Linked DNA regions of Mus musculus: all the other regions are linked to region 1. The links are chromatin loops, found by intact Hi-C in ENCODE. Cell type or tissue: left cerebral cortex. All regions are shown on one strand. Each heading gives the region's core, and the rest is flanking DNA. Links, peaks and the distances in the headings are about the cores only. Region 1 overlaps Prkag2 (protein kinase, AMP-activated, gamma 2 non-catalytic subunit). Region 2 overlaps Prkag2 (protein kinase, AMP-activated, gamma 2 non-catalytic subunit). Region 3 holds the start of Nub1 (negative regulator of ubiquitin-like proteins 1). Region 4 holds the start of 1500035N22Rik (RIKEN cDNA 1500035N22 gene).

What was found. Peaks named below come from ENCODE experiments on the same cell type or tissue, not always from the same donor. Only the 100,000 strongest peaks of a DNase experiment are listed, where the experiment ranks them.
Region 2: a loop joins it to region 1, with 2.3 times the contacts of the local background. A loop is called at or near these places in 3 of 42 quality-filtered maps.
Region 3: a loop joins it to region 1, with 5 times the contacts of the local background. A loop is called at or near these places in 8 of 42 quality-filtered maps.
Region 4: a loop joins it to region 1, with 2.9 times the contacts of the local background. A loop is called at or near these places in 14 of 42 quality-filtered maps.

Annotation. Positions count from the first base shown.
Region 1 is chr5:24,903,899-24,911,796 of GRCm38, forward strand. It overlaps Prkag2 (protein kinase, AMP-activated, gamma 2 non-catalytic subunit), which reads right to left. Exons shown (of 16, transcript NM_145401.2): 5 at 4,425-4,494. Prkag2os1 (protein kinase, AMP-activated, gamma 2 non-catalytic subunit, opposite strand 1) reads left to right here. Exons shown (of 7, transcript NR_040684.1): 3 at 459-587; 4 at 750-818; 5 at 2,218-2,385; 6 at 2,542-2,630; 7 at 2,808-2,951. Among named protein-coding and RNA genes, the nearest start is that of Prkag2os1, 5.3 kb to the left of the region's middle. In left cerebral cortex, for the core only: CTCF peaks have their summits at 4,408 and 5,661; DNase peaks (open chromatin) are centred at 2,730, 3,375, 4,130, 4,729 and 1 more place; H3K4me3 peaks cover 2,782 bases; H3K27ac peaks cover 2,036 bases.
Region 2 is chr5:25,078,760-25,086,657 of GRCm38, forward strand. All of the region lies in intron 1 of Prkag2 (protein kinase, AMP-activated, gamma 2 non-catalytic subunit), which reads right to left. Among named protein-coding and RNA genes, the nearest start is that of Gm42232, 17 kb to the right of the region's middle. In left cerebral cortex, for the core only: a CTCF peak has its summit at 3,986; DNase peaks (open chromatin) are centred at 1,977, 3,008, 3,965 and 6,626; H3K27ac peaks cover 3,657 bases.
Region 3 is chr5:24,680,995-24,688,892 of GRCm38, forward strand. It overlaps Nub1 (negative regulator of ubiquitin-like proteins 1), which reads left to right and starts at 4,821. Exons shown (of 15, transcript NM_016736.3): 1 at 4,821-5,028. In left cerebral cortex, for the core only: a CTCF peak has its summit at 4,572; DNase peaks (open chromatin) are centred at 3,765, 4,191, 4,792 and 5,224; H3K4me3 peaks cover 2,087 bases; H3K27ac peaks cover 2,286 bases.
Region 4 is chr5:24,982,487-24,990,384 of GRCm38, forward strand. All of the region lies in intron 3 of Prkag2 (protein kinase, AMP-activated, gamma 2 non-catalytic subunit), which reads right to left. 1500035N22Rik (RIKEN cDNA 1500035N22 gene) reads left to right here and starts at 3,356. Exons shown (of 2, transcript NR_166410.1): 1 at 3,356-3,550. In left cerebral cortex, for the core only: CTCF peaks have their summits at 1,258 (motif pointing right) and 3,919; DNase peaks (open chromatin) are centred at 1,257, 2,901, 3,338, 3,821 and 3 more places; H3K4me3 peaks cover 1,240 bases; H3K27ac peaks cover 3,974 bases.

The sequences.
Region 1 (7,898 bases), core at 1,958-6,957:
GTGGGTGCTGGGGATTGAGTTTAGATCTGCATTTTTTGCTGTCTAGTTTTTTGTTTTGTTTTTTGTTTTTTTTTTTTTTTTTTTTTTTTTGGCTACCTGACACCAGCTGGAGTTACCTGGGAAGAGGGAACCTAAATTGAGAAAATACCTCTATCATACTGGCCTTTAGGCAAGTCTGTGGGGGTATTTTCTCAGTTAGTGATAAATGTGGGAGGGCCAGCCTGCTGTGGGTGGAGCCTTTTCTGGGCCCCTGCCTGTATCCTTGCTTCTCAGGTGATACAAGAAAGCAGGCAGAGCGAGTCATGGGGAGCAAGCCAGTAAGTGGCATCATTCCATGGCCTCTGCCTCAGCTCCCGCATCCAGGCTCCTGCCCTGACTTTCCTTCATGATGAACTACAAGCTGTGGGGTGAGAGATCCTTTCTCCCTAAGTTGCTTTTGGTCATGGGGTTTGTTACAGAGGCAGGAAGCAAACTACAACACCACGCTGGAGCAGCAAACGTAACCATGTGAGCTATCACGCACCAGCTCCTTCCTTATTTCTGATCACCCTGGACTCAGTTAGCCCGGCTTCCCACAGTAAGACTGTGTGAGTGAGGTCTGGAATCTGCCCATGGAGAACCGTGAGGGCGGGAGGGAACCCAGGGTGCTGGTGTTGGGACAGATGACGAAGGTGAGGAGAAACCAATCAGCAAGGGCAGATGGGGAACACCACTGCCGCAAGTCACCTTAACCCTGAACCTCTCTACAGGTCTAGACTGTGGGGACAACAGGCTGGGAGCCAGGAATGGACCTCAAGCCTACGAGAGCATCCAAGCTGGTGAATAGTAGGGGTTCTGGCAGGCTGAACTGCGGGGCATGCAACTGCAGGGGGATGATCTTTATAGCAGTCGAGAGTATGTCCAGGTTCACACCTGGCCAAGAAATAAATTCAAGGCAATTAGGATAGATAAACACAAACAGGAAAATGATGTGACAGGCCCCAGAGCTTAAACCCATAAAGCGATGGCCCTGGAGATGTTCTGGTCTCACGGCTTTGCGCTCATCAGACCACTGAATTCTCAGGGCATATAAAGCAAGTATGGACATTTAAGGTGGCCGCTGGGGTTAGAGGGAGACACCAGCAGAGCAGAACAGGGGGACGAGGGACAGGCACACAGTCGGGCAGCTTCAGAGAAAAGATGAGATGCGGGGTGCACCTTGTAGCTGTGGCAAGATGGGCAGGATGCAGAAAGGGTGGGTGATTGACAGGCCGAGCACCAAGAGGAGCAGGCTTGCTGTGCTGCGTCTGGGAGCCAAGGCCGCCCCATTTCACAAATCCGTTTTCTTGGATTCCAGCCCTACTACTATGTTTGGCCTTGGGCTGTTGTCTTGCAAGGGGGGGGGGGGCCAAACTGGGTGGCTAATGCAAAGCCTGAGATGATGGATGCACGCTCTTGCTGCATCTGAAGACCCATGACCTGGAGCCTCACTCTTTAAAGGGAAGCCTGTGAAACAACAGAGAGAAGGCACACCAGGGCTGGGCAGCAGAAAGCACTGGGGGCTCAGAAAGGCACTGAGAAGATGGAAGCCTAGCTGATGCAGCCAGGAGAGCAGTGACTGGGGAAGCTCCCAAATCATAGCTCAGGGTAACACTGGCCCCGACCCTGCTGTGCCAGGCCCCCTCCCTCACCTCTCATAGCTCAGGGTAACACTGGCCCTGACCCTGCTGTGCCAGGCCCCCTCCCTCACCTCTCATAGCTCAGGGTTACACTGGCCCCGACCCTGCTGTGCCAGCCCCCCTCCCTCACCTCTCATAGCTCAGGGTTACACTGGCCCCGACCCTGCTGTGCCAGCCCCCCTCCCTCACCTCTCATAGCTCAGGGTAACACTGGCCCTGACCCTGCTGTGCCAGGCCCCCTCCCTCACCTCTCATAGCTCAGGGTAACACTGGCCCCGACCCTGCTGTGCCAGCCCCCCTCCCTCACCTCTCATAGCTCAGGGTTACACTGGCCCCGACCCTGCTGTGCCAGCCCCCCTCCCTCACCTCTCATAGCTCAGGGTAACACTGGCCCCGACCCTGCTGTGCCAGGCCCCCTCCCTCACCTCTCATAGCTCAGGGTAACACTGGCCCTGACCCTGCTGTGCCAGGCCCCCTCCCTCACCTCTCATAGCTCAGGGTTACACTGGCCCCGACCCTGCTGTGCCAGCCTTCCTCCCTCCCCTCTTCTTTCCTCCAGCTTTACTAATACCTTTGAACCTTCCGATGACTGGAACAGAGTTGAAATTTATCAGAAAATAGAAAAACAGCTTTGGCACAGCACTACCAGTCATCATGTACGTCTCTGAATAACAAATGTTCATCTCTAGGTCATGCCTCCAGATGTGTAATTGAAGATACTAACTGGGTAAGAAGGAAGGTTACCCAAGGGTAAACGGGGCATACTCAGTCCGGACCTACTCTGTGGAGGGCTAGCACCAGCTCCCGGGATGCGTCAAGGTGTGATATCTCACTGTTGCAACTTCTTTCTCCCCTTCAAACAAGTAGCTTTTCTGAATTTCAGATGAATGAACAACTTAAAGTTCCAGGGGAACAAAGCGCTGTTCTGGATGATTCCGCCAGCACCACTCCCTCTTCCAGTTCAGCTTCACAGTAAATGTTTAATATTCTGCCTTCTTAGAACTCTAGAAACATTTGACAGGGTTATTTGTGAGGTTCAGCTTAAAAGTAATGCCAGTAACACAGATAAAAATAGTTGGGTGAAAGGGGGCGCTCCTTTTCAACATTTTTTATTTTTAACATGCTTGCTCTCACACTGCACGTTCGCAGGCTATCCAGGGGTGAAGAGTGGGCACACAGCGAACTTTGAGAAATGCACATAATATGAATCTCAAGGAAAGAGAAAAGCCACGAAATCTATACTAAGCGGAATCCCCATGTTAAGATTCACCAATAAAAGCCTTTTAGAGTCTGGATTTTGGCTAATGGCACTTAATGAAAGTCACATTTACAAAGCACTGACTACGGGTTCTCACTGAACGCCACGGTGCAGGTGATCTCACGGAACCCTCAAAGCAGAGAACTCACGCCACTTGTCTGGGGGCCTGCCAGCCAAGTAAGAGATGGCTGCGGATGTGAGTCTGGGTTCTCCCACATAAAGCTCCACTCTGGGAGGTCTCACTTCAGTCTCTACAGGTTTAGACATCCCATAACACAAACCGGGCAGCCCGAAGCCACTACCTGCTGTGCAATATAGGAACACCGAGGGACTAGGAGGTGCATCCAAATGAAGACACAGACTTATCTTTTGACAGGACAAACCACAAACAAAGCTCAGGAAAATTCTGAAGTGCACCATTTGTTAATAAGGAAGACATTTCTATAGATGCGTTATCTTTAGGCCAACACATCTGAAGTGCTACAGCGAAGCTACAACAGGCCTAATGCTATCAGGGTAGCACTCCCCAGCTGGCTGAGCATGCTTACTTAAGTAATTGCCTGAACATCAATGAACAGGGGTATTAAAGTAAAGTTGGCACAAGGGACAGCACCCACACAGCGCATTCTTTGTTCCAGGCCCTTCATTTTTTTTGTCAGTACTCTTGGAAAAAGGAACAGCTTCCAAATAAATCATGGAAGTACAGGAGGCTGCATAAGGCCTTTTATCGTCTTCAAATGGTCATGCATCTATATAAAGTTCGTTTTCGACTTCCCCGTTTAAATGTTAGCAGCCTCAAAATAAGATCCGGGCTATTTACCTGTAAGCAGATATTATTTAAAAATAGGGCAGGAGAGGAGACAGAATGGTCAAGTGTGAGGGGGTCGCTTGGTCTCAAACCAGTTCAGTGAGCCACTTCGGGTTTGCCGATTTAACTTTACCCATTTGAGGGGGAGGAGGGAAGGGAGACACACCCTACTGGAGGTATTTCCACAAATACAGATAAGGGAACCGGTTTGTTATTTGAAGGCATGGGCTGTCCATATGATTCCAGGGTATCCTCGGGGCGCGCGGTGACATGCACAATTAGGGCTGCATGACACCTGACTCTCGCTCGAGTTCGGGTGCGGAGGACAAAAGGGCCGTCCCTTGGAGCGCGCGGGCGGCCGCTCCCGGGATCGGGACTGCGTCCCCCAGAACCCGGCTGCGTCCCTTGGAGCAGAGCTGCATTTCCCGGAGCCAGACTGCTTCCCTGAGAACCGGACTGCATCCCCGGAGCGAGGCTGTGTCCCCGGGAACCAGGCTCCATCCCCAGAACCAGGCTGCAACCCCAGAACAGGGCTGCATCCCCAGGAACCCGGCTGCTTCCCCGAGGCCGGGTGCTTTCCTCAGAGCGGGACTGCGTCCCCGGGAACCGGGCTGCATCCCGGGAGCCCGGTGTTTCCCCGGAGTGGGCTGCAGTCCCGATGCCCGCCGCCGGCAGCGCAGGGCGCGGGTCGCGCACTCACCTTCCTCCTGGAACTCCAGCTTCTCCAGCATGCCGGCTTCCGCGGGTCCCGGGGCCGCCGCCAGCACCGCCTGAGGGGGAGGAGGAGGAGGACACCGATCAGCATGGGCCGCGGCGCTCGGGCTTCTCGCATCGGGAGGAGGGGCCTGCAGTGGCGGGGGGCGCGCGCGGCGGCGGCGGGAGCGCGCGGCAGGCCAGGGTGGAGCGCGTCCCCGCCCAGGCCGGGCAGCCGCAGGTGGGCCGCGATGGCACGCTCTGCTCCCCCCTGCGCCTTTGGTACGGCCCGCGAGCAAGCAAGCGTGGGAAGGGGGAGCGGCGGCCCCAGTGCTTCGCCGTCCGCGTGCGCCAGCGGACACGCGCGTCCTCGCGCAGGTGTGGGTCCATGGGCACCCTCGGCGGGTGCGCGCCTCCCTCTTGGGGCCCCGCACCGGCGGCGAACCGCTCCCTTAAAAGGAGAGGCCGCCTTCGGGGCCGCGCTTCGCCCGCGCTTTCGTGCACTCGCCACTCCCCCCCCCCCCCCCCCCCCGCGGCGGATCTCTTAACTGGCTTCCTCCGTTCTCAGCTAGCTCTTTCCTCACCGCCGCAGCTTGCTGCCAGAAGTTCACACAATTTAAATCTGGCCCCGGGCACGCCCGTCACCCTGGACTTGGGTATCTGAGACTTCCCTATCACCAACTCCGGTTGGCAGGCCGCAAGGCTGGCAGCCGTCTGCTGCCGGGAAGGGCCCGGAGGCTGCCTGCCGATGGCCAGCACCTGCCTGGCTACCGGCCTGGGAGGGAACTTGTCAATTTTACAAGCCCAGAAGCAGGAAGTAGAAACCTCTTTAGTAGCCTTAGCTGCTGGGTCAATTCCTAAATCTAAAGTGTCCAAAAAAGTTTTGTTAAGATGTTTTGTGATAAAAAAAAATGCAGTTTGTCATGCTTTGTAGTGAAAAAAAAAAAAAAACCTGAACAGTTCTAAGTTTAGGAGCACAGTTTCAGAGCTCTGTCTTACCCAACCAAGAGCCAGGGATAAAAGGCAGATTGGAAAAGAGGGTTTGAGGTTGGGGGAAGAATGTGGGTGGGGGATGAGGGAGGAGTAGGAGGAGGGGAGGGTGGAGTATGGTCAAAGTACATTGTATGTTGGGGGGTGGTTCAGTGGTTAGGAGCACTTGCTGCACCCACATGGCATCACACAGCTGTCTGGAACTCCAGTTCCAGGGATCTGATGCCCCCTCTGGCTTTCACAGGTACTGCGTGCAGATGGTATACATATATACATACAGGCAAACACATAAAATACAAAAATTCTTTAAAAAACATATTGTATGCATGTATAAAGTTCTCAAAGAAGAATAAATTAAAATATTAAAACACTACTTGGGAAGAAAGAAACGAAACCATCCAAATTGTAGGCTATTCATGTATAAAATCCCAAAGATTGGAAACAAACAAAACTCCTACAATCAGGAAGATCAGCAAGATCATAGGATCAAGACACTGCATCTGATATAATAAAAACAAATGTGTGGAAGCTGGTATCAAAATGCTGTTTACCATCTCGGCAAGGAAAGGTAATATATTAAACACAGGAAGCTACATAAAGAGTTTATATCTAAAAACTGCACAGTTCGTGAGGTGGATGCAGAGGTAATCAAGGGGGAGGGGTGCCCCACATTCAGGGGTTGGAAGATCTAGCATAATGTCAGTTAGCCACCAAGGTCATCGCTGGGTTTCTTTCAATTCCTGTCAAAATCCCAGGAATTCTGTTTCGTAGACACAGATAAGCTGATTTTAAAGCGCACACTGGAAGGCGCAAGCTTTGAAATATCTAGACTGAAGTGGGAGGGGTCCCAGTTCATACTGTTAAAGCCTGCAGTGAGGACTGGAGAGAGGGCTCAGTGGCTGAGGACCCAGCACTCTCCTGCACCCACATCCCTGGAGTTTATCTGCCTGCAACCCCAGGCTCGGGGCCTTCTGGCCTCTGCGGCTCAAATCCATAGAGAGAGACATAATACACACAAATTACCAAACAATAAAAGCAGGCTGGGTGTGGTGGAGCATGCCTTTCATCCCAGCACTGGGGAGGCAGGAGCAGGCGGATCTTTGTGAGTACAAGAACAGTCTGGTCTACAGAGCTAGCTCCAGGACAGCCAGGGTTACCCCAATTAAACCCTGTTTCAACAGCCCCACCTGCAAAAGAAGACAAGATGACTCTCTCTCAAAAAACCCAACCAACCAAAGCAAATCTTTTTTTTTTTTTTAAGCTTACAGTATAGTTGCAGTAATCAGTGTTGTGTTTATCGGAGAAACAGATATAATTGCCAACAGCACACCAGGAATGCATCCAAGCAAATACGTGAACCTAAGCTTTGATAACTGCAAGAAGGTGCACTCCTAACTACCAGTGGGCGCTGGTTATCAACCATCAGAGCAAACAAAAGAGGACAACCCAAACTATCCCAATGTTATTCAACAATTATCTCAAACTGGGTCATGGTCTCAAAATGTGAACCTTTTAGGAAAACAATTGAGAAGATCTTTGGGACCTAGGATTAAGCAAAGAGGCTCAGATGGAAAACATTCTCCATAAGAGGGAAAATTTGATAAATTAAACCTACAAAGTGGGAGAAAATATTTGCAAACCACATAGTCAACAAATGACTAGTGTCTTGAATATAAAAGGATGCTGAAAACCCAGAAAAGCTGGTCGGGACGCAGACAGAAGGAATGGAGAGACAATTCACCAGGATTGGGTGGGACAGAGCTGGCAATAAGTACACAGAAGAGGGGCATACAAATCCACTGCACGTGCTGTCAAAACACACCCATTAGAATGAAGTAAACACTGAAATAGGGTCCAGTGCTGGTGAGGATGGAACGAAACAGAACCCGTCTGCACTGCTGGTGGGGATGAAAAACAGAGAGGGATGGAGACACAGCTTGGCAGTTAAGAATGCTTGCAGCCCATCTGCAGAAGACCTGAGTTCTCAAGTCAGGCAGCTCACAGCTGCCTGTAATTCTGGCTCCAGGGGATCTGACACCTCTGGCCTCTGAGGGCATCTGCATGCATGTGCACAGATCACAGAAAGACCTGCACACATGTGCACCTAATTAAAAATAAATTTGAAAAAATCCAGAATAAAAGAGTGCTCAGAAAACCACCTTGCCGGTTTCCTCTGAAGCTGCACAGTTACACATCGGGTGTTTTCCTGAGTATTTACCCCAGGGCAACAACGGACACACCAAAAGCTATACAAGGATGATGTTCACAGCAGCTGCTTTTCTAGAGCCTCAACTGGGAATTACAGATACCATTCGATGGCTGACTGGTTAAAATACAGCAAACCATCTATGCATGGCACATCATGCTAAAACTTTAAAAGGTCCACCAATCATTTGTACAAAAACTTGGGCAAACCGGGCATGGTAATGCACATCTTTGATCTTAGCAGTTAGGAGGCAAAGGTAGGTGGATCTCTACCAGTTCTAGACCA
Region 2 (7,898 bases), core at 1,941-6,940, 170 kb after region 1:
AGCTGCTCTCTGCTGTGGTGGACACCAGATGGAAGCTTGCGGCCCTTCCTTGCCCATCCAGGGACAGAGAACAGAAGGCTCAATCATCCCCAGGCATCTGCAGCACAAGCCCCTGGCCCTCAGGTCTCAGGAGAGGACAAGCAAGGTACTACCTGCCAGCCCCGAAGTGTACAATGGCTACAATGGGCTACAATGTACAAAGCCCAAGCCTGCAGGGACAGTACTCAGTGGAAGAGCAACCAGCTCAAATGTTTTGGGGATCTCCCAGTGAAAACACCAGGACACTGAAGACAGTGGCCTTAATTTAATCCCAGTCTCTGGAAATCTAGTGTCTTTGTGGGCACACACCGTGCAGCTGAGCAGGCGCTGGCAGAGACACTCCTCCCAGGTCGGGCCTGCAAAAGGAGCTGCTGGCTCTTCCTCTGGGGTGCTGAGCTGAGGTGAGCTGGGCCTGACAGGATTAAAAACCCAAGTTAGGAGGGAAAATCGGCTATGTCTGACATTCTCCAGGAGCCGTTCTGTCTCTGTCTTAAGTCACCTCCTCCAGCTCTTGTCTTCAGTTTCCCAATCCATGAGTCCATGGGCTCTTGGGACCCCCCCACAAAGCATCCACCTGAGGCTGTCTCCTTGACGTCCCTTGCTCCCTCTTGCTCCTGTCCTGGGGTCCTCTCCTGAGGCTTGGTTCACTCTCTAAAGATTACTCCTTTGCTTCCAATGTGCGGATGGGCCAGTCTGACGTCCAAGTGCTTCAGTGCCTGGGCCTGGCCAGTCACATCCCAGGCCTAGGCACTGCTTAGCCTTGTTCTCACACAATACACTTCATGCCTCTGTAGTAGAGAGCCAAGCAGTCACTCCTCTGGCTGACTCCTGGCAGGGAGCCTATCAGGAAGGGGGAGCTGAGAGCCAGCCCCCATGTACCTTTTGGGGTACACAATCCCCCTAACATTTGCCATTGCTGAGTGGGCTGTGTGAACAAAGGTTCCCAGAAGGAAGCCATACCTTCCACTGAACCTTCTGCCAGGCCAATGAACTGATTAGTCCTTTGGTGCTGATAGAAACTTGAAACACTGAAGGTGGGGAGCCAAATTACAACTTATCTTTGGTGATCTTCAGCTGCCTCGGCAGCCATTCCTTGTCCACCCCCATGTCTGAGCTAATGTCCTTGTGATTAGTAGGCAAAAGTCCTTGGAACGCACTCACTTTTCAGACCAAGGCTGAGAGCGTTATCAGGCGGCATCTGAGGCCTATAGCAGAGCTTCCCCGGGCTCGCCACAACTGCCTACCTGATATCCCCACCGATGCATTGGAAAAACACCTTGTTCTGACCTTCCTTGCTCTGTTACTATAAAGACTTCATCAAACAGTCACAACATGGGACATGGAATTTGGGGCATCCTGAATCTGTGTTCTCAGGCCATGCTGATTCATATTTGGCTCTAGAATAAACTCCCTCTTATCGCCTTGGAGGCGAGAGCTGTGTTTCTATCCTGACAGCTGGGACCCCAGGAACCCCATTCCTGCCACTTCCCTCCACTCCGCTGCCTATCAGTCTCTAGAATACGAGGTGGTCACACAGTCCCTGTTGGACTCTGGGACCTGTGTAGAAACCGTGAGTGCTGCAAGGCTCAGGAGGTAATGACCCTGAGGAGGTGAAGGGACATGGAGAGGACACAGTGAAGGGCCTAGAGAATGAGGCAAGACAGAGGCCGGAAGCCATGCCAGTCCATAGCCATTCTAGGCACTTCTGACAACCATGGGAGACCTTGGCTGAAGACTTGCCTTAACTCTTTAATTCAAATTCCTTCCTGGGGAGGAAAACGTGTCCATAGGGCACCCTTTACTGAAACATGGGGATCAAATGTGCTCTTTTATTGAAACTGGCCAGCAGAGGCAACATTCCCTAGGGAGAGAAGAAGAGAGCATCAGGCAAATGTGAATTTGTTCTAGGCTCTATCTCAGAATAGCCCAAGTTGGCGGTGATCCACCCTGTAGGAAGTGGGAAAGCACAGCTCAAGAGAAGCCACCAGCCTTCCCGGATAAACGGGCTGAGGCTCACACCAAGCAGAGGGATCCTGAGCCTGGGCTTGAATCCGATGGGCAGCCTCTAAAGTCCTGCTCTTCTCCTCACCTCCATTGCCACAGGTCCAGGGAAAGGCGCTCCTTCAGCCGCCATTGTCCCGCCTCACCCAAAACTGGGTGCCAGGGAGAATGTAGAGGCCAGACAGTGGTAGGGTAAATCCATTCCAGCCACTGAGGTTATCTTGTGTGGGGGGCAGGACAGGGTCACGTGGGAGGGACAGGTGGGTGTGTTCTGCATGTGTACACATGTGTTATGCATGTGTGTGTTGAGACCAGAGGCCAACTTCAAGTGTAGCTCCTCAGGAGCTGTCTGCCTTGCTCTAGAGACAGGATCTCCCACTGGGCTCCATGGTTCATTGACTAGGCTAGGCTGGCAAGCACTTTATCCACTGAGCCATCTTCCCAACTCCAAGTCACCGAGTTTAATTCTGTCCAGGGTCAGGGAGATTCAGGAAGAGGCTGAAGACCAGTTTTCCCCTCTTGGAAGCAAAATCTGTCAGTACAGAGAAGAAACCCTCAGCGAGCAGCCACACCATGGTCAGAGACTCTCCACCAGCAGTGTGCTCAGTATCTTGCCTTCTCAGTGTCTGAGGAAAGTCAACTGAAGGGGGGCACTTGTATCCTCACCACTGAGACAACTGGCATGGAAGGTTTCATTTACAGGCTGAGGGGTGGAAATACGGAAAACCAAACAAACCCAGAGCTGGGGAGACGGAGACTGTAGCTCATGCCAGAAGGATTTCAGTCAGGTTACTGTAATTAAGCCAGGCCTCTTCCAGTGGCAGTCAGGAACACAGCCTTCCAAAACTGAAGCAAGTGATGGTGCTGCCGAAGGGCGCCTGCGCTCTGGGTTTTCTTTCCGCCGCCCTTGGGCGTGTAGGCTGGCATACAGGCAGCTTCTGCTTTTGCTAAACTACTTCCTCTTCTAGAACCTGCTCGCCTACCCTCCTCCCTCATTATTCCGTCCTCTGCTCCAACACCGGCTGTGACACCCTCTGCAGTGCTGCACGTGGGGCGGGGATCTGTTTCGGGGCCGTCCTCACCTTCCTTCTGCCTTGGATGCCTGGTTTCTCTCCAGAGGCGACTGCCCGGAACATCTCCACATTCCCAGCTCAGCAAAACCTGCTGGCTTTTGGATTTTTCCTCATTATTTAACCTTTAACCCTTGATGCCCAAGGGAGGTCATCCCTGACTACTAGAGAAGACTGATGGGCCAGAAGGGCCATGGTAGATGCTTCTAGAAACAAAAGCACAGGATGTTTTCTGCATCCATAGATCCCTCTGAATCTCATGTAACAAATATCTCAATCTTCTGTTCTCTTCCACATGTACAAACCTTCCACCTATTGCCTCCAAACACAGACTGTACACCTCCCTACCTGAGTGGGTTAGTAAGAGGGGAGCCAGGTCCTCCTGCTCATCCAGGGGCGGGGCAGCGGTAGGATAGCCCAGTGAGCCCTGAGCAGAGCTGAAGGAGGAGGGCTCCAAGGAAGACTCTTAGCTCCACTCCACCCCACTCCACCCCACTCCACAGTCTACCCCAGATTCCAGAAGACTGCCTGCTCTGGACCATGCTGCTCATGAACACAGCTTTATCAGTGAGCAGATGGATACATGGGTACGGGGCAACAGCCTACCCAAACTGACACTGTTAGCATGTGTGAGACGGTAGGAATAGAGAATCCCTAGACTGTGGCCTTTACATGAGCAGATGTATTTGTTATCCGGAAGACAACATTCCTAGGGTATGCCTCCAGATTATTAACCACAGCAAGGGAAGCTTAGGTCCTGAGAAGCAACCAGATACCCAGGCCACACAGGAACATATAGCTACATTATGAATGCTTTAGTCCCGTTGGACTCCTGGGAGGACTGGGAGAGAAATGGTTGGAGCTGTTGCCCCCTGCCTGGGGCTTGGAGGAACTGCACAGACCATGACCTCTCCCTCTTCAGTCTCCAGTCTATTTCAGAGCAGTGAAGAAACAGAGGGAGAATAGCACAGACTCCACTGGGCCAGCACTCCAGCACTGGCAAAACTTTAACAACCTTCCACAACATGGAATTCCAAGAGCTCTCTCTGTAAATCTGGATCTCTCTCTCTCTCTTGCTCTCTCTCTCTCTCTCTCTCCTTCTCCCTCTCTCCCTCTCTCTCTCTTGCTCTCTCTCTCTCTCTCTCTCTCTCTCTCTCTCTCTCTCTCTCTCTGCCTTTCCCTGACAAAGATGTTGGGGATACCTTTTAAAAACAAGTGGTGATCATGACCACCAAGGGCTGGATTGCCACATGGTACCCTTAGGCATGGCCTTCGGAAGAAGGAGGGCAGGCACACTGCTGGGTGAGTGTAAGGAGGGCAGGCGCACTGCTGTGTGAGTGTAAGGAGGGCAGGCACACTGCTGGGTGAGTGTAAGGAGGGCAGGCGCACTGCTGTGTGAGTGTAAGGAGGGCAGGCACACTGCTGGGTGAGTGTAAGGAGGGCAGGCACACTGCTGGGTGAGTGTAAGGAGGGCAGGCACATTGCTGGGTGAGTGTAAGGAGGGCAGGCACACTGCTGGGTGAGTGTAAGGAGGGCAGGCACACTGCTGGGTGAGTGTAAGGAGGGCAGGCACACTGCTGGGTGAGTGTAAGGAGGGCAGGCACATTGCTGGGTGAGTGTAAGGAGGGCAGGCACATTGCTGGGTGAGTGTAAGGAGGGCAGGCACACTGCTGGGTGAGTGTAAGGAGGGCAGGCACACTGCTGGGTGAGTGTAAGGAGGGCAGGCACATTGCTGGGTGAGTGTAAGGGGGGCAGGCACATTGCTGGGTGAGTGTAAGGAGGGCAGGCACATTGCTGGGTGAGTGTAAGGAGGGCAGGCACACTGCTGGGTGAGTGTAAGGAGGGCAGGCACACTGCTGGGTGAGTGTAAGGAGGGCAGGCACACTGCTGGGTGAGTGTAAGGAGGGCAGGCACACTGCTGGGTGAGTGTAAGGGGGGCAGGCACACTGCTGGGTGAGTGTAAGGAGGGCAGGCACACTGCTGGGTGAGTGTAAGGGGGGCAGGCACACTGCTGGGTGAGTGTAAGGAGGGCAGGCACACTGCTGGGTGAGTGTAAGGAGGGCACACTGCTGCGTGAGTGTATCAGGAGCCTGGAGAAAGGAAGTGACATCATCAGAGTTCAGCAGGCTTCAGGAGGAGCCGGCAGATGACAGCTTCAGAGGAATGCTTTGCACAGCTCAGCTGTTTAACGTGGCTCTAGCAGGGCCACACGGTGGCTGGGCCACACACTTGGTTAACCCTGTAAGCCTCTCATTCTCTGTTTAGTCACCTGTTGGACGTGGTCCACTTTAACCTGCTAGCGTCCACTGCTCTTCATTGCTCAGCAGACGGTGCCTCACACCAGGGCCTCTCACCCCAGCTCTGGCTCTTCTATCAGACCGCACTGCTTCCTTCCAGTGTCCACAGTAGAACCTAAGCCTCTTGCTTCGTAGGTGAGGAAGCTGGGACCTCCATGCTAGGCTTCCCCACCCCCACCTCCGCAAGAGACCCTTGGATGACTAGCCAAGAACTCAAAGACAAACCCTAACCCACTCTTGTTCTGCATGGCCAATGTCACTGTCCCTGTTAGCTCCTATCTAACAGAGAGCAAAGCTGACCCTTAACTGGGCTTAAAACCGTCAAGTATTTAAATTTTGTATTTAGAGTCTGAGTCATACTATAGCATGCATGTATATCTTTTTATATGGCCTCCCTACAAATACATGCATAAATACACATGTGCACACATGCGCATGTGAATACAAATATTTGTACATATACACATATGACCCTCCAATCCCTCGAAACACATTATATTTTAGGGCTTGAGGAAATGAATTTATCAAGGTCTCTGACCCCATCATGGCTGCATGTGTCTCTTTGCTGAAGGCTCCCTGAGCATCTCTGGGCAACCCTTCTGCTGTGTCATAAGCACGTGGAGACAGATTCTCGGTGCCTAGAGACAAGAGCTACGTAACAACCCTGCCAAAAAGCCAGGCAATGGGAATCTAGCTACCAAGGAACACGGACTAACAGTCAGAGTCTGAGGAGTACCAGGCATCCTGAAGACCACGTATAGCCAGGGCCCTGGGGCCCTCTGACGGTGCCTCAGTTACAGAGCCAAATAAGGACAATTCAGGACTTCCGGCCCCAAGGTCAGAACTCAGGGTACGGACAGCCTAGAATCAGGATGCCCAGCTCACGGGCCATACTGGGGATTCTCATGGCACTGCCTAAGGGCAATGGGCAGCAAGAGCAGTCTCAAGCCAGGGTCATGCTCAAGGTCACAGCAAGAGAAGACTAACAGAGGACGGGGACAGCCTCACATGATTGTAGGTGCTACTGTTCATATATGCGCGGGGGACACTGGTCTAGTGGCCCCCACTCACCACCCACGTGGGTCCATACAGCCTGAGTAAGCAGATGGCTCAGCCCCCAGCACCAGCACGCTCTCACGCAGAGTCGCAGGAGGCAGACAGTTGCATGCGACTGCACCATAAGGAAAAAGTGGGTGGGCAGGACAGGGAGGGAAGCTTGTAGGCAGAAACCAGCATGATGGGAACAGACCCAGAACCACGCCCACATCTCCACCGTATGGATCCCATGGAGATGGCCTGTTTGCTTGCTTAAATAGAAGTTACCTTGTGCCAGTGACAGTTACTACCATCATCTCCACTACCAAAAGAATGCTCCAATACGGAAAGATGACAATGCCCAAGGGAAGAAAATCGTCAGGGATGGGAGAAAACACAACAACAACAACAACACACACACACAGGCCCTCTGCTCTTGCCAGATTTGGAACACACGTGACTCTTGGTGTATCTCCAGTAAATGAAGAAAGATTATTTATATTTTATTTATATTTTTTTGAAGCCTGGTCTCATGTAGCTTAGGCTGGCCTTGAACTCACTATGTAGCTGAGAATAACTTAGACGTTCCAATCCTCCTGCCTCCACCTCGCACTCGCTGAGCTGACAGGCACACACTACCAGGTCAGTTTCTGCAGTTCTGGGGACAACTTTGTGCATGCCAGCTAGGTAGGCAACAACTCAGCTGTCGTGCAAGAAAGATGATTTTCTTTCTGAAGTCCTAATTTGTTCTCCTTTGCTTCTGGCTCCCCTCTCTGTATGGCGCCATTTCCTTAGTTCAGAGAAACCAGGAGCCTATCAAGAGTCACCCAGCTAGTGATGGGCAGCAGGAGAGAGGTTGGATCCACAAAGCCTCTATCCCTAATCAACCCAAGGCCTATAATCCCAAGGAAGCCAGAGCAGGTATGCCAGGCACATCCATTCAAGCACAACATTTCTTGTGGGATTGGCAGCGCCTGAGAAGATATTTTTGCCTTCTTTATCTCCCCCAAGTAGGATGTAGAGAGAAGCAAGAAGAAATATCACTGGGGGTGGGGGGTGGGGAGGGAGACCAACATAGATTTAAGAGGCAACCCACTGGGTTCAAACTTCAGCCCGGCCCTCACCAGCTGTGTCCCTTGGGCAATGACTCATCCCTTCCGAGCCTCCATTTCCATGATTATAGAATTGGGCAACAAGCAGAATCAGGTCAGGCTGTGATTGGCTAAGTGACAGAACACTTGAAAGAGGCTGGCATGATGCCAAGTGCCGAATGGTGTCCAGCAAAGACTAGTGTGGAAGTCTCTTTCAAAGATGACCCTGGCCCAAGATGCAGTCCTGCTGAGCACACCACAGTGTCCCAGGGTTGGCTGCCGCAACTACACTAAGCCCTAGAACTGGGTCAGAAGGCAGGTTTTTCCACCTGGTGAAATTTGGCTCTTAGGAGACGAAGTAAAGG
Region 3 (7,898 bases), core at 1,897-6,896, 220 kb before region 1:
TGAGGATGTCTGTGTAAGATTGTTCTGCTTTTGTTAATTGAGGTGGCACCATTCCCTGACTGGGATCCTGGAGAATATAAATGGAGGGGGCTTTCATTCATTGCTCTCTCTTCCATGCATGCAATGTGTCCATCTGCTTCATGCTCCTGATGCCTTGTTTTTGCTATTGTGGTGGTCTATATTGAAATTCAGGGGGCTGGTGAGATGGCTCATTGGGTAAGAGCACCCGACTGCTCTTCCGAAGGTCCAAAGTTCAAATCCCAGCAACCACATGGTGGCTCACAACCACCCGTAATGAGATCTGATGCCCTCTTCTGGTGTGTCTGAAGACAGCTACAGTGTACTTACATATAATAAATAAATAAAATCTTAAAAAAAAAAAAAAAGAAATTCAGAATAAACCCTTTCCTGCTCCTATCAGATTTTTTTGACTATTTTGGTTTATCATAATAGGACAAGTAACTAAGGCTCTTCTGTAGGCATAATGTAGGCTCTATGTATGTTGTGTAAAAATTATCCTTGTATTATTCAAATGCTGGTTTCTATGCCCCCATATCTGGTTGCAAAAACATTTCTCCCTAGTTATTCCCTGATTGGTCAATAAAGAAGCTGATCAGCCAATGTCTGAGCAGAGGAGAGAATAGGGCTGGACTTCCTCCCAGCCTGGGAAAGTGGGAAGGAAAGAGAAGAAGTGGGGATACTTCACGGGGAGAGAGTTCAAGAGACACCATGAAAAAACACCTGGAGCCCAGAGAGCCAGATCAGTACTAAGGATCAGTATGCAAGGGTCACTGGGATTTTTGACTGGGAAGTAGCCAGATTAGCTACAGAGGATTAAAATAGAGTAATAGTTGTGCCCTTAACACTATTAAATAACCATAACAGTCCAGTCTCAATTATTTGAGAGCTAGCTGTGTTAAGAGGAAAACTGCAACAAACACATATTAAAAAGCCTCTATCACTCTCCATTTCAGAAAATAAGATGAAGATTGTAGAGACATACCTAATATCCTCCCTTGGCTTCCACATGTGTGCATATGGGCACACACCTGCACACTTGCGACACCCATGATTAAGTGTAGAATTACCATATGAACCACCAATTCTATTCCCAGACACCCTAGAGAATGGAAAGCCTGTTCTCTAAGGAAAACTTGGAAATTAGTGTTTATATAGGAGGAGCAGTGCCCAACAGAGGAAGCAGTCCCAGAGTTTCTGGACTAGTAAATGGATAAATAAAATTTAGCAGGCTAGTACAGTGGAAATCATTTGGCATAAAAGGAGCAAAGTACCCACATGTACCACAATGTGGATTTACTCTGAAGATGTTCAAGTCAGTGAAAAAAGTCAGTTGTAGAAGACTGTTAGATTGGAACCCCTGCTCACACCTGCACAATTTGGGACACTCCATCTTCGCCGCCCTCAGGGCCCCCTACACACACACACACTGAGAGGCAACCCACCCAAAAGTGTCTGCCCAGGGACTCAGTTTTTGGTTTTTGTTTTTTTGTTGTTGTTGTTGTTGTTTTCGAGACAGGGTTTCTCTGTGTAGCCCTGGCTGTCCTGGAACTCACTTTGTAGACCAGGCTGGCCTTGAACTCAGAAATCCGCCTGCCTCTGCCTCCGGAGTGCTGGGATTACAGGCGTACACCACCACACCCGGCTTTTTTTTTTTTTTTTGGTTTTTTAGACAGGGTTTCTCTGTGTAGCCCTGGCTGTCCTGGAACTCACTCTGTAGACCACCTGGCTTTCAGCTTTTGACCATGTACAGACATAATCCCAGCTCCTGGCTGACATGTAATCTCTCTATGCCTAAACTCTATAAAATCCCCTTGCTTTAGCCTGGATGTGCAACTCCACTGAGATCAATGAACGCACCCAGGAACTGCCTCCTAATGAGCCTCCTTTATCTACTTCTAATCTGGTCTAATCTGGCCTGTATCTGCATCACCAAAGGAGAGAAAAAAAAGCATATTATTATTTATTGTGTGATGCTCTTTGCTTGTTCAGGCTAGCCTCAGACTGCAAGCACAAATGTGTACCTCATCCCTGGTTCTGTATGCTATTATTTGTATGAAGTGTCCAAACCAAGCAACTTTATAAGAACAGAGAGTAGCTTAGTGGCCTCAGGTTCTGGGCAAAGGCAGAGATGAGGAGGTAGTGGGTACGCAGGGTCTGATTTGGGGGAATAAAATGTGTTAGTCTGGGGGAATAAAATGTGTTCAGATTTCTATTGTTGTTTAGACTGAGTCATACTGCCTTTGAATTAGAAACCTTCCTGCCTCTGTCTCCACATGCTGAGATTATAGATAAGTGTCACCCTGCTTGTGGGTTCTGGGTTCATTTTGAAAGTAATGAAATGAACTGGAGAGATGGCTCAGAGGATAAGAGTATTAGCTACTCTTCCAGAGGTTCTGAGTTCAATTCCCAGCAACCACATGGTAGCTTACAACCATTTGTGACGAGATCTGGTGCCTACTTCTGGTCTGCAGGCATACATACAAGCAGACTGTATACATAGTGAATAACTCTTTTTAAAAAGTGATGAAATGTTTTAAAATTATTTTTGGTTATGAATGAACAACTCTTCAAATATACTGAAAAGCATCGAATCAAATAACTCAAATTTGAATATTATAAACTATATGTATTGTATCACAATATTGTTTTAAAAATGAAAATATATGCTATCTTAACATCATGAAAAAACCTTTAACTCCTGTACAGAAAGACCGATCTACAGAAAACAAGAAAGGTAGCAGGATCTTTGGGAGGTAAGACTCAGGTTTCACTTTGCACGGTAAGTTTCTGATTTAATTGCAAAGAAGGAAATTTCTTTTCTTTTCTTTTTTCTTTTTTTTTCTTTCTCTTTTTTCTTTCTTTTTTTGTTTTTTGTTTTTTGGAAACAGGGTTTCTCTGTGTAGCCCTGGCTTTCTGGAACTCAGTCTGAAAGCCAGGCTGGCCTCGAACTCAGAGATCCATCTGCCTGTACCTTGCAAGTGCTGGGATTAAAGGCCTGAGCCACAACTACTCAGCTTTTTTTTTTTAATATTTATTTACTTATTATATGTAAGTACACTGTAGCTGTCTTCAGACATTCCAAAAGAGAGCAACAGATTTCGTTACAGATGGTTGTGAGCTGCCATGTGGTTGCTGGGATTTGAACTCAGGACCTTTGGAAGAGCAGTCGGCACTCTTAACCACTGAGCCATCTCACCAGCCCAACTTTCTTTATTTTTTCTTTTCTTTTATTTATTTTTTATTTTTTTAAATTTATTTATTTATTTATTTTTGTTTTTCGAGACAGGGTTTCTCTGTTCCTGGAACCCACTTTGTAGATCAGGCTGGCCTCGAACTCAGAAATCGGCCTGCCTCTGCCTCTAGAGTGCTGGGATTAAAGGCGTGCGCCACCACGCCTGGCAGTTTTTTGTTTCTTTGTTTCTTTGTTTTTTGAGACAGGGTTTCTCTATATAGTCGTGATTGTGCTGGAACTAATCAATTTCCTTAGAGTGGAAACAGTTATCTACAGATACAGTTTTCTTGGGTTTACAGTCACTTTCTTTTGTTTGGTTCTGAAAGCTTTGTCAGTTTGGAGGGCATAACAAACAACTTGCAAATCTGATCCTTATCATAATAACAATTTGTTTAGTTCCTGATTCACAGTGAGGCCAGGCATTTTTGGACTGACTAAGCAGGCCTGCTCTGGGTTCTCCAGTACGTGTGTGGGAAGCGGGTGTTGAATGATGGATCTAGCTTCACTGGCAGGCTGGCAATTGGCAAACTCCTCGCTGGGGTTCCTGGTTGCTTAGGCTCCTGCAGGCTTGCTCAGGCCTCCTCTCACAGTCTGCAGCAAGATGGGGCTCAACACCAGAGCATTGTTTCTTTTCTCATAGTATTTAAAAAAAAAAAGGCCTTTTTTTTTTTTTTTTTTTTTGGTTTTTGGTTTTTGGTCTTTTTGAGACAGGGTTTCTCTGTTTAGCCCTGGCTTTCCGGAACTCACTCTGTAGACCAGGCTGGCCTCGAGCTCAGAAATCCCCCGCCTCTGCCTTCCAAGTGCTGGAATTAAAGGCGTGCGCCACCACTGCCCGGCGTCTTCATTTTTTTATGCCCGTTTGGATTGTTCCCTTACATAGACATAAGGGCACATGCATTTTTCACAGCGCTGAGCAAAGCAGATGTCTCTATCTACTGTACTCATGGTGGGAGTAGCCGCTGGAGGGAGGCATGGGTAGCGTACCTAACTTCACCATGAGCGGGGATCCTGGTGGGATTGTGGAGGGTAGTGTGAGAATCCTTTAGTCTAGGGGATCCCCTAGGCCTAGTAGAGGGAAGACGAGAAAAGGTTCAGGAAAACAGGTCTTGCTCTGTCAAGGCTTTTGGGGAATAAATAAAGGCAGACTCATTTTCCTCTGACTCTGAAAAACTCGGTCTGGGAGTGGTCCGAAGACCTCGTGATTGAAGACTAGCATTGCCTCACTTCCATTCCTCACCACGCCTCTTCCCCCTGCACAGCAGACCCCCTCCCACCGCTTTTGACCAGTTTTAGCCTTGCCTTTCCACCTAACAGCTCCACCTACAGTCGGCCCTTGCCTCCATCTTCCTCCTCGCCCGGTCCCACATCCGCTCCACCGCAAACTACCAGCCCCGCCCACAGATCGCCTGACCCTCAGCGCGGCCCTCGCCCCAACCACTTTGTCTCTCTTCCCCCTTACACGTCAGCCCCGCCCTAGCTACACTCTCCCTATTTCCATCTACTCTGTTGTCCCGCCCCATATCAGCCCCGCCCATTAAATACTAGCCCCGCCCACAGCCGCGTTTTCAGGGCTTCCTTCCGTTCGATGCTTCAGATCGCCCTTCAAGCCCCTTGGCCCCACCCTTCCATGCAGCTCCGGTCCTCGACCGGCCTTCCGGACAGCGCGAGGGGGCGGAGCCGGGGGCGGGGCCGGCCTCACCCGGAATGAAAACAAACGGCGGCCTTTGCCGCATCCGGGCACTCGGCAGGTCGCAGCTGGCTCGGCAGTGGCGCAGGTGAGACGGCTGCGGCAGCGACCGGGCCTTGGGCCTGGGCCTGGTAGCGCGGCCGGGGCGGCCGTGGGCTCGGTGGGCAGGAGCGGCCAGGCGGACGCGGCGAGGCGGGCTGGGGCGGAAGCGGGAGGGGGTCGCGGCGGGGCGGAGGGGAAGGGATGGACACCAGCCAGCAGCTTGAGTTTGGATGAGCTGACTGCCGGGGCTGACAGCGGAACGCGGGGTGTGAGAACGCAAGCTTTCTGGACCCACACTTGTCCTCGCCTCCTTCCCTTGCTTTTAAATAGGAGGCCCTAATGGCATGTCATTTCCCCGAGAGGGAACGTGTTGAATGTGCGTAAGGTTGTATGCAATCTCGATTGATCTACAAGTGAAAGTGGTATTTTCAACATTGATGCCTAAGGTTTCACTTTCGGTTCAGAGCGCTGATCTTGATGATTTACGTGTTTTCTGCGTTGGAACGCCCAGCAACACACATGAAACAGTTCTCCAATTAAAATTGAAAACTGGGCTGTTAGATTTTCTTCCTTTTGACCTAACACATGTCATTCTGGTACCTGTAACTGGATTTTCATAGGTTTGAATACAGTGGTTTAATTTAATTAATTAATTTTTTTGAGATGGTGACTCACTATGTAGCTCTGGTTGTCCTGGAATTCGCTAAAGGCGAGCAAAACTATAATCAAGCCGGTGGTTTAATTTTGTTCAACATTAAATCTTTATGTTAATCTGGGCATGGCATACCTTTAGCCCCAGCATTTAGGAGGCAGAGATGATCAGGTGATCTCTGTGAGTTCAAGTCCAGCCTGGTCTACATAGTAAGTTCCAGGACAGAGCTGAGTAGTGAGACTCTGTCATGGTTTTAAAAAAAACAAAACAAAAACAAAAAAACTTAGTCGGGCGTGGTGGCGCACGCCTTTAATCCCAGCACTTGGAAGGCAGAGGCGGGGGATTTCCGAGTTCGAGGCCAGCCTGGTCTACAAAGTGAGTTCCAGGACAGCCAGGGCTATACAGAGAAACCCTGTCTCAAAAAACCTAAATAAATAAATAAATAAATATTACGTGATGCAGACCTAGCAACAGTGTGGAGCACAGATGAAGGGTTGTGATAGCCTTGGCTTCTTTTATCAGACAGTGGACTGGGTACAGTCTGAAAGGCTGTTTTCAACCTTCTGAATAGCTGGGTACTAGTAAATTATCCCTGCCACCTCCTTAGGAGATGGCAGTAATCTTTTTCTCAGTTTCTAAACTGGGCGTGCTGGCACACGCCTTTAATCCCAGCACTCCGGAGGCAGAGGCAGATGGATTTCCGAGTTCAAGGCCAGCCTGGTCTACAGAATGAGTTCCAGGACAGCCAGGGCTACACAGAGAAACCCTGTCTCGAAAAATTAAAAAAAAAATTTTTTTTCTATAGATTTGAGTCCTGTGTCTGGAGGTTTAATAGACTTGTATTTGTAAGGCTCCTAAGTGCCTTGTGGTGAGCTTGTGAGTAAAAACACACAGCATGTTCATTCTCTCTCTCTCTCCCTCCCTCTGTCTCTCTCTTTCCCTCTCGCCCTGTCTGACATGCATACACACAATGTTTACTCCATGGGCTATCCTGATGACCTGTTTCTCGATCTCAGATCTGAGCACCCTTTTGAAAGCATGGTTATGGAATAATGCTTAAGTCACCACAGTTGGCTTGAAGATCAGGTGGATTCTGTTTAGAAGGCTGAAACTTAAGTTATTAATTCACATATTTTCCATTCTCTGGAATTCATGTTCACCAATGAGGAGTGAGCAGCTTCCTATTTGGTTTGATTTGGCAAGCCTTGAAACACTTGACTACCAGCTGCCCCAGGCTCTCAGTGGCCTCCCCCACCCTGTGGAAGCTATGTCACACCTCCTGTGTAAGAAAGGGGAAGTGCTGAGGACAAGAAGCACAGGATTGTGAGACAAGCTAGAGTCCATGTCGTAGGCAGTTGTCTCATGCCAGTTCTGGCCTGGGCTCATTTTGTGGTTTTATAAACCTGGGCCTGGGGTTTTCCAGCAGCAAAGTGATTTAGCCTCAACATCAATCTAGTGAGATGTGCTATTGTGCTCTCAGAAGTACCAGCGAAAACAAAACCAAGAAACAAGTTATAAAGACAAACAAATCTCAAACTAAACAAAGCAACAAAGACTGAAATGGTGCAGTGCTGTAAATTCTTTCATTTTATTTATTTATTTTTTTAATTAATTATTTTTTTCCGAGACAGTGTTTCTCTGTGTAGACCTGGCTGTCCTGGAACTCACTCTGTAGACCAGGCTGGCCTTCAACTCAGAAATCCGCCTGCCTCTGCCTCCCGAGTGCTGGGATTAAAGGCATGCATCACCACATAAATTCTTTTATTGATTGCCTGACTGATTTTTGACAGGCTGGCCTGGACCTCAGAGATCTACCTGTCTGCCCTCCAACAGCTTGGGGTAGAGGTGTGCATCACCACACCTCGCTAACTGTCCTTCAGAGTTGAACTGTATGAGCATTTAGTACTGATAGGTCAGAGTTCAGATGTGCTCCTCTTGTGCTGAATCATAGGCTTTGAGTTAAAGTGGCCAAGTGTGAGAGAATTTACAAAGTACAGATTGGGTTACTAAAGGGTTTGTCTTGTCTTTCTTATGTGTATGGGTATTCTGCCTGTATGTATGTATGTATGTGTATATGTGTGTTTGTGTGTGTGTGTGTGTGTGTGTGTGTGTGTGTGTGTGTGCGTGCGTGTATGTATGTAGACCAGAAGAGGGCCTTGGATGCCTCTGGAACTGAAGTTACAGATGATTGTGAATTGCCATGGGGGTATTTGGTACCAAACTGACTTCTTTCTGGCAGTATAGCCAGTGCTCTAACCATTGAG
Region 4 (7,898 bases), core at 986-5,985, 78 kb after region 1:
AATGGCATTCCTCAGCTCTTTAACTGCCTGTCAACTCTCCAGCTGGCTCTGAAAGCCTCCATCGACAGCCCTGTGCCCTTTCCCCTTAATTAAGGGCACCGGGGGCATTCTCCTTCCATATGTGGGCAACCTTTCCCCTAATGCACAGGCACCCTGATAAGGGCTGGACAAGCCTTTGTGGAGAATTTGCTGGAAGAAGGCTTTGCGGTACACTTGCTCACTGGTGTTGGGGTCCGTCAGGGCAGACCCAGCTGCTCTTTTACTTGGGGGTTCTGACTGGAAACTGATTGAACAGCTAAACTTTAACTCTTCTCCCTTGCCCTGCTTCCTTTCCCCTGCATGTGTGTGTGCTGATGTGCATGTGTGTCCCTGCATGCGCAGACGGACCCATGGAGGCCGGAGGTCAGCCTTGGGTTGTGTTCCTCAGGGGCCGTCCACCTTATCTTTCCAGACAGCATTGCTCCAGAGCTTGCTGTTTTGGCTAAACTGGTCTGGCCAGTAAGCACTAGGAATTCTCCTGTTTCTGCTTTCCCATAAGTGTGTAGCAACACGCTCTCCCAGCTCTTTAAACTGGGGATGGGGATTGAACTTGAGTCCTCACACTTGCACAGTTAGCAGCCTCCTAACTGAGCCCGTTCCCTAGCTGGAGTCAGTCTTTATGACTCGAGTTACATTTGCTCACCTGAACTCAATCTGATGTTAGATCGTTCCTGTTTGTTTCACTTCTGGAAACTACAAGATGCACTTCTCTGAACTACAGACTGACCCAGGGCTCTGATGGCTGCTTGACCCTGCTGTCCCTTACAGCACCTGTGGGCCAGCTGCTTAGAACCTGTGGACTGGGAAGCTTGCAGGCCCTTGGTGATTGGGGTTGGTCCTTGCCCGATGGTGCCTGTGAGTTGCACATCTTCCTTCCTGGGAACTGTCCTGGGCTCCTTTTCTCTAAGGACCTTTTCTATGATGTCCCCTGTACTGTAGAGCCTGCATGAGCTTGGGTGTGTGCCTGGCTTACTGACTCACACTTAGGTGCTAGGGTCTTGAAGGAGACAGTGTGACAGAGGGTTGCATGGGACTGCAAAGCAGAGCAGCTTGGACATCGGCTTTCCACACCAGACTGTAGGGGGTGTTATGTCCATCTGTGCCCCAGAACCTTCAGTTGGGCTGTCTGAGGTCAGGTACTTAAGTATGCAGTGAGTCCTGTGGGCTGTGGTGTCTCTGGCTGGCAGGAGTGCAGCACCCCTGGCTTAGATCCACCAGGGGGCGCTGAGCGAGGCTGTGTGGGGATGTGGTGCCCACCATTAGCAGAGACCTAATGCCCTCACTGCAAGGAAGTGAGCTGGCTGCTCTGTGCCCAGTCCCAGGCTGAGAGGACAGGGACAACAGCTGCTTCATCACATCTGGAGGGAGGCTGGTGTCACAGGGGACACAGCTCAGATATTCTGTGACACATGACTGAATGTACAAAAGGGGTCTCCAAATGGCAAAATATTACGCAGCCTTTCAAGGGTGTGTGGAAGGTATGAGAGCATGGGGGAGCCTCCAAAAGCATGGGAGAAACCCAGCACAGCTCAGGAAGACCTGACACAGCACAGATATGTACTGTGGCCCACAAGGACCTAAGGGCATCGGACAGAAGAGATGGAGAGAAACACACGGCTCAATTTCATTCTGTGAGGGCCCCAGAATGATCAGATTCATAGAGACAGTAGACTGAGGGGTGCCAGAGATGGGAAGGATCATTGTGTGATAAAGGCAGTTTGGGAAGATGAATTCTGAGAGTGGAAGAGGGATGGGGGGTGGGGGGCGAGCTGGCATCATAATGAGCATGTGCTTAATTCTCTCAAGCTGTGCAGCTCCAGATGATGAAAAAAAAGTTTTATCTGTTGGTCACAAAAAGGAAGTTAGAGGAGAAGGGAGAGGGAAGGGGGGAAGGACAGGAGGGGAAAGAAGAGGAAGAAAGAGAATGAAGAAGAAAAGGAGGAGAAGAGAGGAGAGAAGAGGGAGAAGAGGATAAAGGTGGGGGATACAGAGAGGAAGGAAAAGGAAGAGGAGGAGGAAGGAGAGAAAGGAGAGAGGAAGAGGAGGAGGAGGAGGAAGAGATGGGGGATGGGAGAAGCGGAGGGTGTCTCCCCACTGGTTCCTGGCAGTGGGCTTTCCCACAAAGGCCCAAATCCAAGCCCCCCAGCCCCTCCTGGCTGTCCCTGGCTTATGGGCAGAGGTCCTCGTCTTAACATGCAAGTCACCACATTCCAAGCATAGCTCTACATATTCACAAATGTCCACTACCACTTCAGCCCCATGGCAGAGCCAGGGGCTCTGAGAAGCCCCACACACATCTCCCATCACCTTAAAAACAAACAAACAAACAAACAAACAAACAAAACAGCTCCCAAGAACAAGGAAGGCTACAGTGCACCCACTGTGTGCAGACAGCTGTTCAGGGGGACACAGACTCATTCCACCACAGGAAATGCCATCAACAAGTCTCAGATACGACAGGCAGACAGCCACAATTCGGACTCCGTAGGGACAGGTCCCAATTCTTTCCTGCACAACCCCTTCCAGAACAATCTTCAAGCATTTTGAAATGTTTTTGAACTTTCATGATTCGGACAACGTGATCGAATGCATCGAGAGCCATTGCTATCCCAGGGAGGAGCTGGTCCTAGAGTGGTGAGGTCTGTCTTCCCACAGTACTTCCTCCCCAGGAGGATGGGTGGTCCTTCAAGTACCTGAAGGTTCTCCTTCCCCAGGCTCACTCCTGGGGAACACTTGTGTCACAGCGTTCCCAAGCAATTCAGTACTTCAGATGCTGTCGCTAGGAGCTCTCACGCTGTCTGTTCTGCAAACGACAGCAGCCCTACCTTCCAAAAAACACAACCCACAGAAGAAGTAAGACTGAAAAGCTGAACAGGCCAGGTGGAGGGTGCCCGTCAGCAAGACTAGAACTCAGGAGATGGATGTGAGGGTAGGGCTAGCCTGGGGTACATGAAGAGGCTGTCTGGAACATACAACCCGCCTTGGGTAAACTGTGCTTTACTATTGAATGCTTTAGTTCAGAACAAAGGACAGCTGAGGCCTCTACATGGGGAAGAGCCAGGCCACAGCAGTTCTGAGGACACTCTAGTGTGTCCCCTCCATCCTGTTCTTTCTACTCTTGAGTGGGTGCGCGCATACAGAGACCCAGCCGCTGCATCAGCGCATAACTGGATGGGAAGGGTCCTGCCTGCTCTCATTTTCCTTCATTTTTCTATATTAGGGGCAAGATGATCTATTTTTAGTGTGTAGCTGGTGTAAGTCAGGGGTTGCTATAGCAACGGCAAGTGGCTACAAACCCAGTGCCGCTCCGGTTCCCAGTCACAGAGAAATCCTGACAGAAATGCAGCCCTGGAGGATGGAGCGGCCCTGTTCTTGGGGGTTCCTGGCTCCTGTCCTCATGGCGTGCAGTGCCATGGGCAGGCTGAGGCTGAGTGTGCTAGGAAGCAGAGACTATACAAACTAGGAACCGTGAGAAGAGCTGACTGGGAATGGGTGCCAAGCTCAATCACAGGTGAGGAGAGAGTCCTACATTTGTGCAGCTCTTAGACAATAGGCAGAGGCAGGCTGGCATGCACTGCCTGGGCCCAGGGTAGCAGGCAGGGGATTGGAATGGGCTGTCAGTGTTGGTTTGTTGAGTCAGGGTCTCCTGTAGGCTCAAACTCACTCTGTAGCCAAGGATACCTTGAAGTCTTGATCTCGCTATTTTGTCTCTCGAGTGCTGGGATTACAGGCATGAGCAATCATAATTATATAGTGCTGGGAATGGAATCCAAGTCTTTGTGCACACTTTTTATCTACCTACTGATCTACATCCCCACCCTAGGCTGCCTACCTTTTAAGGCTGCCTCTGTGTGCACCTACCACCAGGGGCCCCAGACTGAGCCCAGCAGATGAGAAGGAACCTGGAGACTGAGCGTGCCATCCTCAAAGGCTGGGTGTATGATCTGTGTCCTATGTAGACTGTGGCCTGCCGAGCTCCCTGAGACAACGCTGCACTCAAAGTGTAAAAAAAAAAAAAAAAAAGAAGCCAGGACAATTAATGTCTAGGTTTACAGGCAGTGGGAAATGTGTTTTAAAATGTAGTTTTCTAATGACTCGGGGTAGTGAGGTCAGGGGATGAGCTTCCTCTGGAAAGACAGTGTATTACAGTCCCCCAGAGGAGGGGGTGTGTCACAGCCATGGGGGGGGGAGCGGCATGACAAGGAATGCCAGGCTGCTCAGGAGGCAGAGGAGAAAGGAGAGATCAGGCAGAAGCTTGGCTCTTGTTTCCAGGGAGAAGAAAGGTAACGCAGGTGGGGCAGACAAAGACTGGCTTCTGTGGATGTTTCCATGGGCCTCAGGGGTCTCGGGGACTGGCTCTATCCCCAGCATCACAAAAACTAAACAAAAGATCTAAAATGACCCTCAGTATTAGCAGCAACACCCATCGCTCCCCTGTTGTCTTTACCTTTCTTTAACTTCCAAGAGTTTTCGTCCCCACGGCACAGGGAGGCTCCTTCCTAGAAAGCCCATTGGAGGGGAGTGGACCCTGCTTCAGGGAGGGAGACTGCAGAGGAAGGGGTCTGAGGCCCCCAAGGCTAGATTCCTCAGGCCCTCACACAGCCCAGGCTGTGGGTAGCTCCCCAGGATGAAGCTGCTTCTCTTTCTCTAAATGTCACCATCTGTCCTGTCCTGAAAAATCAAGGTCAGGGCTGCCTCTTGCTGGTGGAATATTTTCATGTCCTCCTCCACCAAGCTTTCAGCCACAGAGCATCCTGTCTGAGTGTGAGAGATGAGGGTGCAGGGTCATTTTCTCCCATCTTAGGGTTGCTTTCTCCACTGCTAGTCTACATTCTAAAGAACTCCTACTGCCCTGTTCCTCTGCTCTCTCTCTCTGTCTCTCTGTCTCTCTCTCTCTGTCTCTCTGTCTCTCTCCCTCCCTCTTCCTCTCTCCCTCTCTCTCTCTCCCTCCCTCTCCCTCCCTCCCTCTCCTTCTCTCCCTCTCTCCCCCTCCCTCTCCCTCCTTCCTTCTCTCTCTCTCTCTCTCTCTCTCTCTCTCTCTCTCTCTCTCTCGCTCTCTCACTCTCTCGTGGTTTGAATAGGAATGGTCCCCATAGGCTCACATATTTGAATGCTTGTTCATCATGGAATGGCAGTCCCTAGAAGGATTAGGAGGTGTGGCCTTATCGGGAAAGTATGGCCTTTCTGAAGGAAGTATGTCATTTGGGGGTGGGCTTTGAGATTTCAGAAGCCCAAGCTAGGCCCAAGAGTTCTCTCTCCCTGTTGCCTGTGAATCCAGACTTAGAAGTCTTAGCTACTTCTCCAGCATCATGTCTGCCTGTGTACCGCCATGCTCCCTGACATGATAATGGGTTAAATTTCTGAAACTGTAAGCAAGACCCAATTCAACACTTTTTTTTTGGTAAGAGTTTCCTTGGTCAAAGTGTCTTTTCATAGCAACAGATACTAAGACACCATCTGTCTGTCCACCCACCCAGCCCCCAATCTGTGGTGGTTTGAATAAAATGGCCCCCATTGGCTCATATATTTGAATGCCTGGTTCTTAGTTGGTAGAATTGTTTGGGAATAATTAGGAGGTGTGTAAGCCAGTCCCCATTAAATACTTTATTTTACAACTGCCTTGGTCATGATGTCTCTTCACAACAAAGGAAAATAAATGAAAACACCATATATCATCTATCTTCTATCTCCATGCAGCTGTCTGTCTGTCTGTCTGTCTGCTATCTACACATATCTATCTGTACATTTCACTATTGTACTGGTTAGTTCTTGTTTTTGTCAACTTGACACAAGCTAGAGTCATTTGGGAAGATGAATTGAGAAAAATGTCTCCATCATATTGGCTTGTGGACAAGTCTGTAGGGCATTTTTTTGATTAATGACCAAAGTGGGAAGGCCCAGCCCACTATGGGCGGTGTCATTCCCTGGGCAGGTGGTCCTCAGTAGTATAAGAAAGCAGACTGAGAAAGGTATGAAGAGCAAGCCATTATGCAGCGTTCTTCCATGGCCTCTGCCTCAGTCCCCTGCTCAAGGTTCCTGCCCTGAGTCCCCTCAATAGTGGGCTGTGGTTAGGACATGTAAGTCAAATAAACCCTTTCCTACCCAAAGTTGCTTTTGGTCATAGTGCTTATCACAGCAATAGAAACCATATTAGGACAACTATCAATGTCTATCATACCATAAAAATCTATCCATCCATCCATCCATCCATCCTGTCTGTCTATCTATCATCTATAATTTATTCATCTGTATATCTATCATCTTCTTACTGGTTTACACAATAAAGAGCTGGGCAACAGAAACACATCTGGGGGAGCTTGTGCGTGTTTGTATTATTCTGAAGCATCTGAGAATTTCTCAAAGACCCATGGTGGACCTCCCCATCACCGAGATTGCTTCCACGGGCCTCTCTCACAGAAGCAGGAAGAAGAACACTTCACTCCAGCCCATGGGAGTCAAGGGCTGTTTCTAGATGGTCTGCTATTTGATGAGTGGGGGGCATCACAGCCTTATGGAGAGAGAGATGGGATGTGGATCAAAAGACCAAGTATCGCAGCATGTGGTGTCAACATGTGTGACCTGAGCCCATCTGAGACAGGAATGAATTGGATAATGAGACCCTATCTGAAAGCAGTCAATAAAAAGGCCAAGGCTGTATTGGGTGGTCTTTGGCCAAAGCTGTGTTGGGTGGTCTCTGGCCAAGGCTGTGTTGGGTGGTCTCTGGCCCCCAATGGCAGTAATGCAGTACTAGGTTTTGCCTCTGACCTGGAATTTTTGTGACTGCTGGATAAGACCCTAAAATGTATGCTGGCTGTTGGGCCTCTGACCCCTTCCACCCTTGAGGCTAGGAATGGGCGGGCACCTGCTTCCTACAGAAAGTGTCTCCACCCTGCTGAAGTCTCTGCATCAAATCCTGGAAGAGAGATTCCCCACTTCTTGGTAGCCTACCTCCTGGACAGCCCTGTCACCTTTCTTTTGGGACTGTATAACTGGTCATCTCTCTGGGGACTAATATCATCCTGAGTTACCTGAGTCTGTGTTCCAAACCATGATGTCTGGTGTTTGCACTCAGAATAAACTATTATCTTATTTACTAGCTGCTATTTTCTATTTCACATTGACAGAAAGAAGTAGATGTTATGAGGATTATTTTGGGAAAGCTGACTTAGTGCTCTTTCTGGCTTAGGAAATCAGCCTTTGATGGTTTGGGTTATCTCTTCCTGTTCATAATGGGGCCCCTCAAGTACCTCAAGCCCTAAGTCACCAAAGCTCCCCTGAGAACTCGCCTGGGGCCCCTCACCTGCTTCCTGCTACAGCAAGACTCCCAGCCCTGGGCCCTGAGCCCATCTACTCACCACTTATAACCACATTCCCCTGAGAAGCTGCCTCCCCCATGGCTAAGGCGGCACCCAGCCCTTGCCTAAGCAGCTTAGGGAAATCAGCAGTGCCCACAAGGCTTGGAGCCAAGGATACAGGGTGGTGCAAGAAATCATCCGGGCCTCAGAGAACACTCAGTGTTGATTTGTTCTTTAGCATATCCAGAGCTCTCAATGTTTTCTCTTCTCCATTCCCGCAGCACAGATAACTACAGGATGGACCTTGCTTGCTCTCTGCAGGAGCTGAGCTCTTGTGTTTTCCAAAGCACTGAGTGGTCATCTTAGATACATGGCTCTCTGTTGGTTTATCTCTCTCTCCAGGTTTATCTCAAAGGTTGTAGTAAAAGGATCAGGGATGGACTGTGGCCCAAGCCAGGTGTTAACCCAAGTTCTGGACCATGGAAGCCTGAGAGGCAGGCATCCCCTGAACTCATGCCCTCTCCTAACTCCACTGTCCCCACTCCATTCCTCTATTCCTCCACC